3 separate regions of the Homo sapiens genome follow, and regions 2 and 3 are each linked to region 1. The links are chromatin contacts, found by Hi-C or POLR2A ChIA-PET in ENCODE. All regions are on one chromosome and are shown on one strand. Each heading gives the region's core, a stretch centred on a gene start or an enhancer-like site at or near the end of the contact. The rest is flanking DNA. Distances are from core to core; before and after follow the strand shown.

Region 1 (3,095 bases), core at 328-2,827:
ATCTGCCACATTCCCCAAAAGACTTTTATTCACTAGATAAATGGCATCGCCATCTATGTGATTTCTCTCATGAGTGATCCTCAAGTCTTTTTTCCATTCCTTTATTCATTCATGTAACGAACTCTCATTTACTAAGCTCCTCTATGCACTGGGCATTATGCAAGATGTAGGGGATAACACAGTGACTAAGACAAAGTTCCATCCCTCGTGAAGCTTATATTTCCGGTTAGAGGGAGATATTAAACAATTAACCCATAACTGACAGCAGCTAAGAAATAAACAGGATGTTCTCATAGAAAAATACAGGGAGGCACACACCTAGATAAGGTGATCAGGGGAGGCTTCCATAGGCAGGTAATAAATAAGCTGAGATCTAAATGCACAGCCAAAACCAACTCTGCAAAGCATGAGAAGAGTTTTCTAGGCTGGGCGCAGTGGCTCACGCTGTAATCTCAGCACTTTGGGAGGCCAAGGCAGGAAGATTGCTTGGGGCCAGGAGTTTGTGACCAGCCTGGGCAACATGACGAAAAGTGTCTCTACAACATACAAAAAAATTAGCCAGGTGTGATGGTCCATGCCTTTAGTCCCAGCTACTCTGGAGGCTGAGGTGGAAGGATCACTTGAGCCCAGGAGGCTGAGGTTGTAATGAGCCGTGACTGTGCCACTACACTCCAGCCTGGGTGACAAAGCAAGACCTTGTTTCCAAAAAAAAAAAAAAAAAAGAGCTTTCTAGGCAGAGGAAATAGCAAGTGCAAAGGCCCCAAGGCTGGACCAAATTTGAGCTTTCCAGAAGCCGCGAGGAGGCCAGTGAGGTGGTAATGTGGAGACAGGCAGATCCAGCAGGGCCTCAAAAGTGATGTGTGGATTTTATGCTAAGTGCAGTGGGCAGCCAGGGGAGGAATTTAAACAAGGATGTAACATGATGTGACTCAGGTTTTTAAATGGTCTCACAGGCTATTGCATGGACGATGGCCCATAATAATAAAAATGATCACAGCTAACACTTTGATAGTAGATACTGTGTGCCAGGCATTGTTCTAAGCACATTCCGTATATATTAACTCATTAAGTCCTCCCACCGACCCCATGAGGTCAGCACCATAATCATTCCCATTTTATTGATGAAGAAACTGAGGCACAGAGAATTACAGAAACTTGCCTACGGTCACATAGCCAATAAATCAAAGCCTGGCCTAGAGGAAACAAGGAGACTAGCTACAGGCTGTGGTGCATGTCCAGAAAGGGGGCTGCAGGCAGTGGGGCTTGGATTGGCCCAGGGGAGAAGTGCAAGGGAGGATCCCGCATATAATTTCACGGCGGAGAGGAAAGAACTTGCAGGTGGTCTTATCCTCTGTCCATTCTCACTCCTTTCTCCAGCAGGTTTTTGAACTTGACTTCTGGCTTGGTGGTCTCCCAGCCCACCTTATATTAATAGATGGGGATGTCCTCGCTGTCTCCTCCCCCACCATCCTGCTGTCTGGCACCTCGTTCATCTCACACAACCACTCCCCTTGAAAACAGCCCGACCCTCCTACAGTACAACAGTCTCCACCTTGGTCTTGCCCTGCCCACTCCACACCAGAGATTAAAAGCCAGGCAGCCGCTCCTGGCGGTCAAAGGAGAGCACTTTGTAGACGCTCCCTGGACCCCAGCAAAACTTCTATTGTGTTGCTGGAGACAGAAACAATGCCAGTGGCCCAGTTGCTCCCCAGCCAAAGGTGGCCCCAGCAAACAGTCTCCCAGCCCCATGGATGGGGTGCCTGGGAGTGTTAACAGAGCTCCCTCGGGGACCAGAGGGCCAGGAGAGAAGCAACATGTGCCTGCTGGACACTCCCGTCTACAGCCGGCTGCAGCCCCCACCCACCCACGTGCCTCACTCTAGGCGAAGAAAACCCAAAAGTAGGAGAGGACAGGCCAGAGATGGCTGCTTGACCTTTCAAGGGGAGGCAGGAGTTTCTACAAAGCCTCTGGGAGTCCCCTAAGTATGTGTTCCTACCCTCCAGGGGCTAGGAGGTCACCCTCTCAGTTCCTCATCAGCCTGGGATAGGTTCAGCGGTGGGTGGAAAATATGACCAGCAAGGGGCCTACCCACACCCGGGGCCTGCTTTGGGGCTTTCTTAAAAAGACAGTGCTAGGATCCCAGACCAACAAGACACCTTGTGCAAAGCTCTGTGCTCTAGGCTCTCAGAGAATAGGAAAGCACCCTGTCCTTCTGGGTCAGAGTGGAGTTAAGATGAGTTATGCAGAGGCAGAGATTTGGGGGAGAGATCAAGGAATACTTCATGGAGGAGGGGGCCTTTGAGAGTGCTCTGAAAAAACTGAGAGGATTCCTTTCTTTGCCCTGCCCTCCCTCTTCCTTCTCTTATAAAAAAAAAAAAAAAAAAAACAAACCCTCCCCAAATGACTAATAAATAAAAGACACACAAAAGAGACACATATGCTTTATCTATAATGTATAGGCCGTGTTGTTTTTGAAACTCTTTTCTGCTCTGTAAAGGAATGTGTGTGCATCACGGAAACCTTGGAAAACCCAGAGCAGCATATAGAAGAAAATGAAAATTGCCTCTATTTCCACCATATAGAGATAAAACACTCTTAACTTGTCAGAGTATTCCTTTCCAGGCTTTGGTGGTGTTTTTTCATATTATTACTAAGGTGAAATTTACTTGCAGTGAAATGCACATGTCTGGAATATATGACTCAATGCATTTTGACAAATGTCTACACCCGTGTGTACACCCTTCCAATCGAGATCTAGAACATTCCCCTCACCCCAGAAATTTCCCCCGGGTCCCCTTCCAGTCAGCCCCCATCCTTCTGATTTCTATAAATTAGTTTTGCCTGCCATGTAATTGGAATCATGTGCTATGTGCTTTTTTGTGTCTGGTTTCTTTCACTCAACATAAACAATGTTTTTAGATTTCTCCACGTATCAGTAGCTTGTTCTTTTTCATTGTTGAGTAGTGTCCCATTGTGTGGATAAATCACAGTGTGTTCATCCTGCAAGAATCTTTTGGGTTGTCTCCACTTTGGGGCTATTATGAAAGAGCCACTTATAAATATTGGCCAAGTCTGTGCATGGATGTAGGTTTTCA
Region 2 (3,401 bases), core at 142-2,641, 77 kb before region 1:
CCAAGCTTCCATTCCTATGTATGTAACACAGAGTAAAAGCCTCTATCTCTCAGTGTTCTTTTGAGGATTCAAGGAAATATCACTCAAAACATAAAGTGCTTAGCACAGAGAATGGAACACAATAAAAACTCAAATTTTAAAATTACCAATGTCCATCAACAGGAGAACGGATGAACAAATGGTGGTGTTCTCACACAACAGAAAATGATTCAGTAATCAAAAGAAAATTGCTAACACACGCAGCAAACTGGACGCATCTCAAAAACATGGCCCAAGCGAAAGAAGCCAGACACAAAAGGGTGCAGCCACCCGTGGGATTCCACATCTACGAAGTCCCAAAACTGGCAAGACCCTTCTTTGATGACAGAGGTTAGAAAAGCCGTCACTCGGCCGGGCCCAGTGGCTCACGCCTGTAATACCAGCACTTTGGGAGGCAGAGGCGGCCGATCACTTGAGTTCAGGAGTTCGAGACCAGCCTGGCCAACACGATGAAACCCCGTCTCTGCTAAAAATATAAAAATTAGCCAGGCATGGTGGCTACTCAGGAGACTGAGGCAGGAGAATCATTTGAACCCAGGAGACAGAGGTTGCAGTGAGCTGAGATCATGCCACTGCACTCCAGCCTGGGTGACAAAGCGAGACTCTGCCTCAAAAAAAAAAAAGAAAAGTCGTCATTCAAGGCTGGATAAAGACTGGCAAGGGGCTCAAGGGGACTCTGGAGGCAAAGAATGTTCTAGATCTTCACCTGGTGGTGATGCATACGTAATCACCAATGGAGCTGTGCACTTCACTGTCTGTAATTATCCTGCAACAGAAACTATTCCCTTTTTTTTTTTTCAGCAAAGGGTTTAAAAGGAGATTGTCACCGTCCACCCTGGTTTGTCTACTGTCCACGCATGGGTTGTCCTGGCTCAAGCCCTGAGGGCCAATACATCGTTCTGGCTTCAGGCAGAGCCAGACCCCATTCCCATTCCTTCTACAACTGTGCATCCACGAAGCCCTGGCTTCTTTGAGGCCCGTTGCCAAAGAGACGAGCCACCCTCCACACACACCCCCTCGCTGCCTCCCAACCCTGCTTCTAAGAAGATTCGGGAACAGGAAGCCTGTGTCTGCTCTCAGGTTCTGAAGCAAAGAGGCTGGGGGTGGTGGTGCGGGGGAGGGGAGATGAGGGGCTGCCCCGTTGAATGAGACGTGCCTTGAATCCTGAGGGGATCCTCTCCAGGTGTGTGAGAGGTGTCCCCCGCCCACCACAGGCACAGGGACAGCCACAAACACCTACTCTACCGTCGTCGCTGGGGCATCTCTAGGAGCCCCAGCACCCACTAGGCATGGGGCCGGCTTCGTACATCAAAGAGCCCTTGCATGTTGCCTTTCTGCTTAAAATCCTCCAACAGAGGCTGCGCTATCAGAATGAGCTCACACTCTGTGACCTCACCTCCTACGCAACTCCCTTCTCCCTCATCTCCTCCCACACTGGCACCCTTGAAGGTGCAGAAACACATGAGACAGGCTCTTGCCACAGGACCTTTGCACTGGCTGTCCCCTCTGCCTGGAACGCCTGTCACCACGTAACCACATGACTCATTCACTCTGCTCCTTCAGGTCTCTGCTCAAACGTCACCTCCTCAGTGAAGCCTGCCCTGCCCACACCATTGAAAACTGCCACATCTTCCCAGCAGCCCAGCCCTCTAATTTTGCTTCATGTTTTTCCATAGCACTTACCACCTGAGAACACTACAAATTTTCCTTGGCTGACACCTTCACTGTCTGTCTTCACTGCACACACGGTGAGGGAGAGAGCTTTTGTCTGTATTGTGCACTGCGGCAGCCTGGACACTCAGTACACAGCAGGTGCTCCATAAATCACTTGTAAGCCCAAGGAGGTAAATTTGAGGTTTATCACGGAATGGACTTTCTAAAATTTTCTGCAGGATTTCAATTGTCTGCTAAGAATATGTGCTATCTTTACCAATTAAAAAGAACAATTAGAAATCTGGTTTTAAAAGCCAGGTGGGAGCCATCTCTAGGTCAGTGGGTCTGATGCCCAGGAAGCGGGCATAAGAATTACCTGTCAAGCTTTTCAAAACACATGTTTTGCCCAGGAGGTATACCAGGAAATGACAGTCTGACTCAAGAGGTCTGGAAAAGCCAGGAAATCAGCTCTTTTTCCAAAGCTCCCAGATAACCCTGAAGGGCTCCAGGAGGTACACGAACCCGAGAATGGGCAGCAGGGCAGGGAAAGCAGCTCAGAGGAGGTCAGGGAGGACCCTGAGCATGACCTTGACAAACAGGCAAGATCTGGCCAGCCAGGCACAGTGGCTCACATCTGTAATCCCAGCACTTTGGAAGGCTGAGGCAGGTGGATCACCTGAGGTCAGGAGTTCGAGACCAGCCTGGCCAACAAGGCAAAACCCCATCTCTACTAAAAATAAAAAATTAGCCAGACATGGTGGTGCATGCCTGTAATCCCAGCTACTTGGGAGGCAGAGGCAGGAGAATCACTTAAACCTGGGATGCAGAGGTTGCAGTGAGCCAAGATTGCTCCACTGCATTCCAGCCTGGGTGACAAAGTGAATCTCCATCTCAAAAAAAAAAATCTGGCCATGCAGAAGTGAGGAAGGAAAGGAAACTGGAGACCCAGATTTGCAAACCTTTGCAATCACAAGGCAACCCCTTGGCAGCCCTAATCCATGACCCTCAGGCTACAGCAGGCGTCTGAATCACCTGGGGCACTCAGTGGAAATGCTGATTCCTGGGCCCTGAAGACTGAGAGGCTCCAACGCAGTGGGAGAGGGAGGAGCCTGGGCATCTGCCTTGTTAACATGCTTCCCCAGGCACCTGCGATGGGGCACCAGGTTTAGAAGGTGCTGGTTGAGTCTTCTGGTTTCAGTATGTACAGTTGCCTTTCATCAGGAAAATTAATAAAGTCATAGGAAGAAAACTGGAAATCACACATTCTGACAGTGCCCACTGTCAATATTTCAACATGTCACCTTCCATGGCGTCTCCTGCAGTTTTTAGGCATGGCTGTCATCACCGGTTGCACATAATTTTGCATGTCACCTTTCCAGTGGTCCACAGTGGCTAAGGAAATGGGTGTGGCTCATGTCCCTAACCATTTCCCTATCCGACCTTTAGGTTGTTGCCGATTTTGAGCGCTCACAGTGGTGTTTCAATGAGTAACCTGGTACATAAAAGTATCTGGGGATTTTCCCCCCATGCTTAGGATTTTTTTCAGCAGTGGGATCCCCTGCAATTCCAGGGGAATCACTGTTTGGGAGTCTCTTGTTGTCTCCGCTAAGTGTTTTGCCAAAGGGTTTGCACCAATTTATTGCTCTAAAATGATGCCAAAGGCAACAAGTTCTAGCCGGGCGTGGTGGCTCACGCCTGTAATCCCAACA
Region 3 (3,218 bases), core at 370-2,869, 110 kb before region 1:
GTATTTGTTTAAGCCTATCTGAACTGGTGTTTCTGTCACGTACAGCAAAGACAGTTTTGATACATGCACACTCTTAAAGGCAGAAAATGAAAGACATGGACCCAAATCTTAGTGAGGTGACAGGGTCTCTCTGTCCATCTCCACAGAGATGAAGGGAAGGGACTGGGCCAGAAAGCAGGGACAAATCGGTTTCTTCCCACATACCAACCCCAGTCACTGGGTAGTGCCAGCTGGAACACTGGTGAGGAGGATTCTGGGGCCCCACAGGAAGCCTAGAGACAGAATGCTGTGATTGATTAGGAATGTCTGCCACAGGTGCAGGAGAGGGGGTAACAAGCTCACCACTGGTTTGTCATTCCTCATCCCCTGAGCCCCCTTCTACGACAAGGTCTGCAATGTTTTCCTCTCCTTCAGCCTGTGGGAAGGGCAGGGGCCCAACGCTTGAGGCTTGGAGAAGTTAAATTTAGCAAAGGACAACATCCCCTCTGCAGCACCGTGCCCAGTTCAATCACGCCTGTGTCCTTTCATCCAGCCTGACCCCAGCTGCATCTCAGGCCTGAGACCCTGCAAATACGGAAACGCTGCTCTTGACAGCTCAGAGTCCAAGTGTTCCATTTCCTCCTGGAGGCCCGACATGGGGCTCTGATTGCTTTGCCAGGAAGAAACGGACAAACAGTTGTGCATACACAGATGTGGTGGGTACGGAACATGTGGCTGTGGGTTTGGGGGGAGAAGGGGACAGCTGCTGGCTGGAAACAGCCAGGGGAGGGGAGCTCACCCCCAGGAAAGGCTCAAGGATTGTGAGAGGTGGCAGCTGCTGTCCACAATACCCAGGTGACAGTGGCTCCACAGAGACCATCAGCTCCAAACCACTCATTTCACAGCCAGCAAGACTAAGACCCAGAAGAGGGAAGGAGCTGGCCCATGCAGACATATTCTCCAGTGGGGAGGAGAGAAGTGAGAATCAGGTCTCAGTTTCTCAACAGTCTCCCCAAATTATTTACCCATCCATACAGCTGTGGGGAGAGGGGGGTTAAAACAGAAATCAGACCACACTACTCCCGTGCTTAAAACCTGCAATGGCTTTCACTGACTCAGAATAAGATCTACAGTCCTCACCTCGGCACGCAAAGCCCTACAGGATCTGCCCTGCCCCCACTATGACACCCTCAAACTCTCTCTATCACTCACTCTGCTCTGGCCACGCCAGTCTCCCTTCTTCTCTCAAATGAGCTAAGCTTGCTCCCAGCTCAGGGCTTCTGCCCTTTCTCACCTTGGTCCAGACCACCCTCCCCAAGATCATCCCATTCCAACCCCTCAGAAAGGCCATCCCACCCTTGGGTTGCCAGATATAAAATAAACCCCAGGATGCCCAGGTGAATGCTCATTTCAGACACATATTTTTTTTAGTATAAGTATGTCTCAAATATTCCATAAGACATGTTTCCACTAAAAAATTATTTGATGTTTACCTGAAATTCCAATTTCCCTGGGTGTCCTTTGTTTTCATTTGCTAAATCTAGCAGCCCTGGCCCTGACCTCCCGATTGAAAGCAACCTCAGGCAGAGTCACTCTTTACCACATCTGCATTTTATGTTCTTCACAGTCTGCACTGGCATCTGAAATGACCTCATTTGTTAAATTACCCTCTGTTTCTCCCACCTACGAGCCGCGTGGCAGCACGGAGCAAGTCTGTCTTACTTAGTACAGCATCCCCAGGGTCTAGTGCAGAGCCTGGCACACAGGAGATGCTTACTATGTATTTCAGGAGACCTCATCACATAAGAGTAAAAAACACAGACTCTACAGCCTGACTGTGTCAGCTCAAATCCTGGCTCTGATGCTTCCTAGCTCTGTAAGCTTGCCCTATAACTTAATCTCTCTGGGCCTTGGTTTCCTCATCTGTAAAATGGGTACAATAATAGTAACCACCTTTAAAGAGTGTTGTGAAGTTTTAATGAATGCATATCTGTAAGGCACAGAGAACAGAACCCAGCACAAAGAAAATGTCCACTCGGTGCTAGTTTATGATAAACTCAGTAGTTAGTGGTTGGGTTTTGGGGAAAGGGGGTGAGGGACTCTTCCCCCATCTGATCAGTTAGGTGACACTAGCGGGCTGGACTGTGGGCCAGGGCCCCTTCCTCTCCTGGAGAGCCTGTCTGCAAGAGCTCTGTTCCCGATTAGCATCTCACCAGCCCAGATGCTGCCATGGCCATGGGAAAATGTTTCCAAGCAGGGAGTAAATGGAGTAAACAAGCCTGGGAAGGAGAGTGGACCCAGCACCTCTTTCCTTTGGGGCTGCAGTGGATGCCATGGTGCACTCCTCAAATGCCTGTCACAGAGACAGAGACACCCCTTACCCCAGGTGCTGGGAGTGCTGGCTGACAATGACCCTCAGCTAAGGCCCTCTCCTAGAGCTGCCTTCAGCCTAAGAGGGCCACCTGTCTGAGGCGGTACACCCACTCCTGAGGACAGCCCACTGGGCAACAAGGGTGCAAAGGCCTTGCCCACTTGCTGCAATTGTGCATAATCTGAAGAGCTATCCTAGTTCCAGAGTTCCTTCCAGATGGGACTATCAGTGGCTGGGGTGGAGCCTCTGCAACCTCTCCTTTAGCTGCTTCCAAGGGCCCACCTGTGTGCAAATCGCCAGCTTCCAGAAACCCAACCTACAGAGGTGTGGCCTTTAAAACTCCTGAGACAGACTGACTCAACCTATCCTCCGTGAGCAGGCAGGAAGAGGCGTGATAATTTTAATTTTTAATTAAAAAGATGATTTTAAATTAAAAAACACTGTATCACACACTGAGAACGCTGGCTCCTTTTTCAATAGGTCCAGTTAGCTCAAGGAGGGTCTTAGCTGGTGTGATGTAAGCAGCCTCAGGCTGAAAGGCTCAAGTAGTTAAGAGTTTCTAGATAGAATGCGGTAATACCGTTTGGTTTCTACTGCATTTATTTTGACAATTACCTTCTATTTATAGCACTCATTTTCTATTTTCAATGATGATGCAAATTTCTCTTTTTAAATAAGTTCACTGAAGTTTTGTTAAGTGAATCAATTTTTTTTTTTTTTGAGACGGAGTCTCACACTGTTGCAGGGGCTGGTGTGCAGTGGCACAATCTCGACTCACTGCAACCTCTGCCTCCCGGGTTCAAACGATAAGTGAATCAATTTTTTAAAGCATTAAACAAATAATAATACAAAGAATACTCAGATATAG

The links. Hi-C counts contacts between places; a loop is a spot of excess contacts on that map. ChIA-PET counts read pairs that join two places held with the same protein, here RNA polymerase II (POLR2A). Pooled maps may share reads with other maps.
Region 2: a loop to region 1 is called in a pooled map, with 7 times the contacts of the local background. The contact joins two enhancer-like sites. A Hi-C loop is called at or near these places in 1 of 168 maps with a recorded cell type or tissue (endothelial cell of hepatic sinusoid) and 9 of 50 pooled maps. POLR2A ChIA-PET finds 5 or more read pairs at or near these places in 2 of 52 experiments (BJ and activated CD4-positive, alpha-beta T cell).
Region 3: a pooled map shows a loop between it and region 1 (7-fold over the local background). The contact joins two enhancer-like sites. A Hi-C loop is called at or near these places in 8 of 37 single-sample maps with no recorded cell type and 10 of 50 pooled maps. POLR2A ChIA-PET finds 5 or more read pairs at or near these places in 6 of 52 experiments (B cell, GM12878, H1 and 3 more).

What each region holds. Positions count from the first base shown.
Region 1 is chr20:48,844,999-48,848,093 of GRCh38, forward strand. It overlaps a transcript of PREX1 not described here. Among named protein-coding and RNA genes, the nearest start is that of PREX1, 19 kb to the left of the region's middle. RefSeq lists an enhancer at 1,716-1,995. Within about 2 kb of position 1,578, at least 5 of the 41 ENCODE cell types and tissues checked have a DNase peak (open chromatin) inside an H3K27ac peak, as active enhancers do; they include GM12878, where a contact is called at or near this core.
Region 2 is chr20:48,768,125-48,771,525 of GRCh38, forward strand. All of the region lies in intron 1 of PREX1 (phosphatidylinositol-3,4,5-trisphosphate dependent Rac exchange factor 1), which reads right to left. Among named protein-coding and RNA genes, the nearest start is that of PREX1, 58 kb to the right of the region's middle. Within about 2 kb of position 1,392, at least 9 of the 41 ENCODE cell types and tissues checked have a DNase peak (open chromatin) inside an H3K27ac peak, as active enhancers do.
Region 3 is chr20:48,737,957-48,741,174 of GRCh38, forward strand. All of the region lies in intron 3 of PREX1 (phosphatidylinositol-3,4,5-trisphosphate dependent Rac exchange factor 1), which reads right to left. Among named protein-coding and RNA genes, the nearest start is that of PREX1, 88 kb to the right of the region's middle. RefSeq lists an enhancer at 2,636-2,745. Within about 2 kb of position 1,620, at least 6 of the 41 ENCODE cell types and tissues checked have a DNase peak (open chromatin) inside an H3K27ac peak, as active enhancers do; they include GM12878, where a contact is called at or near this core.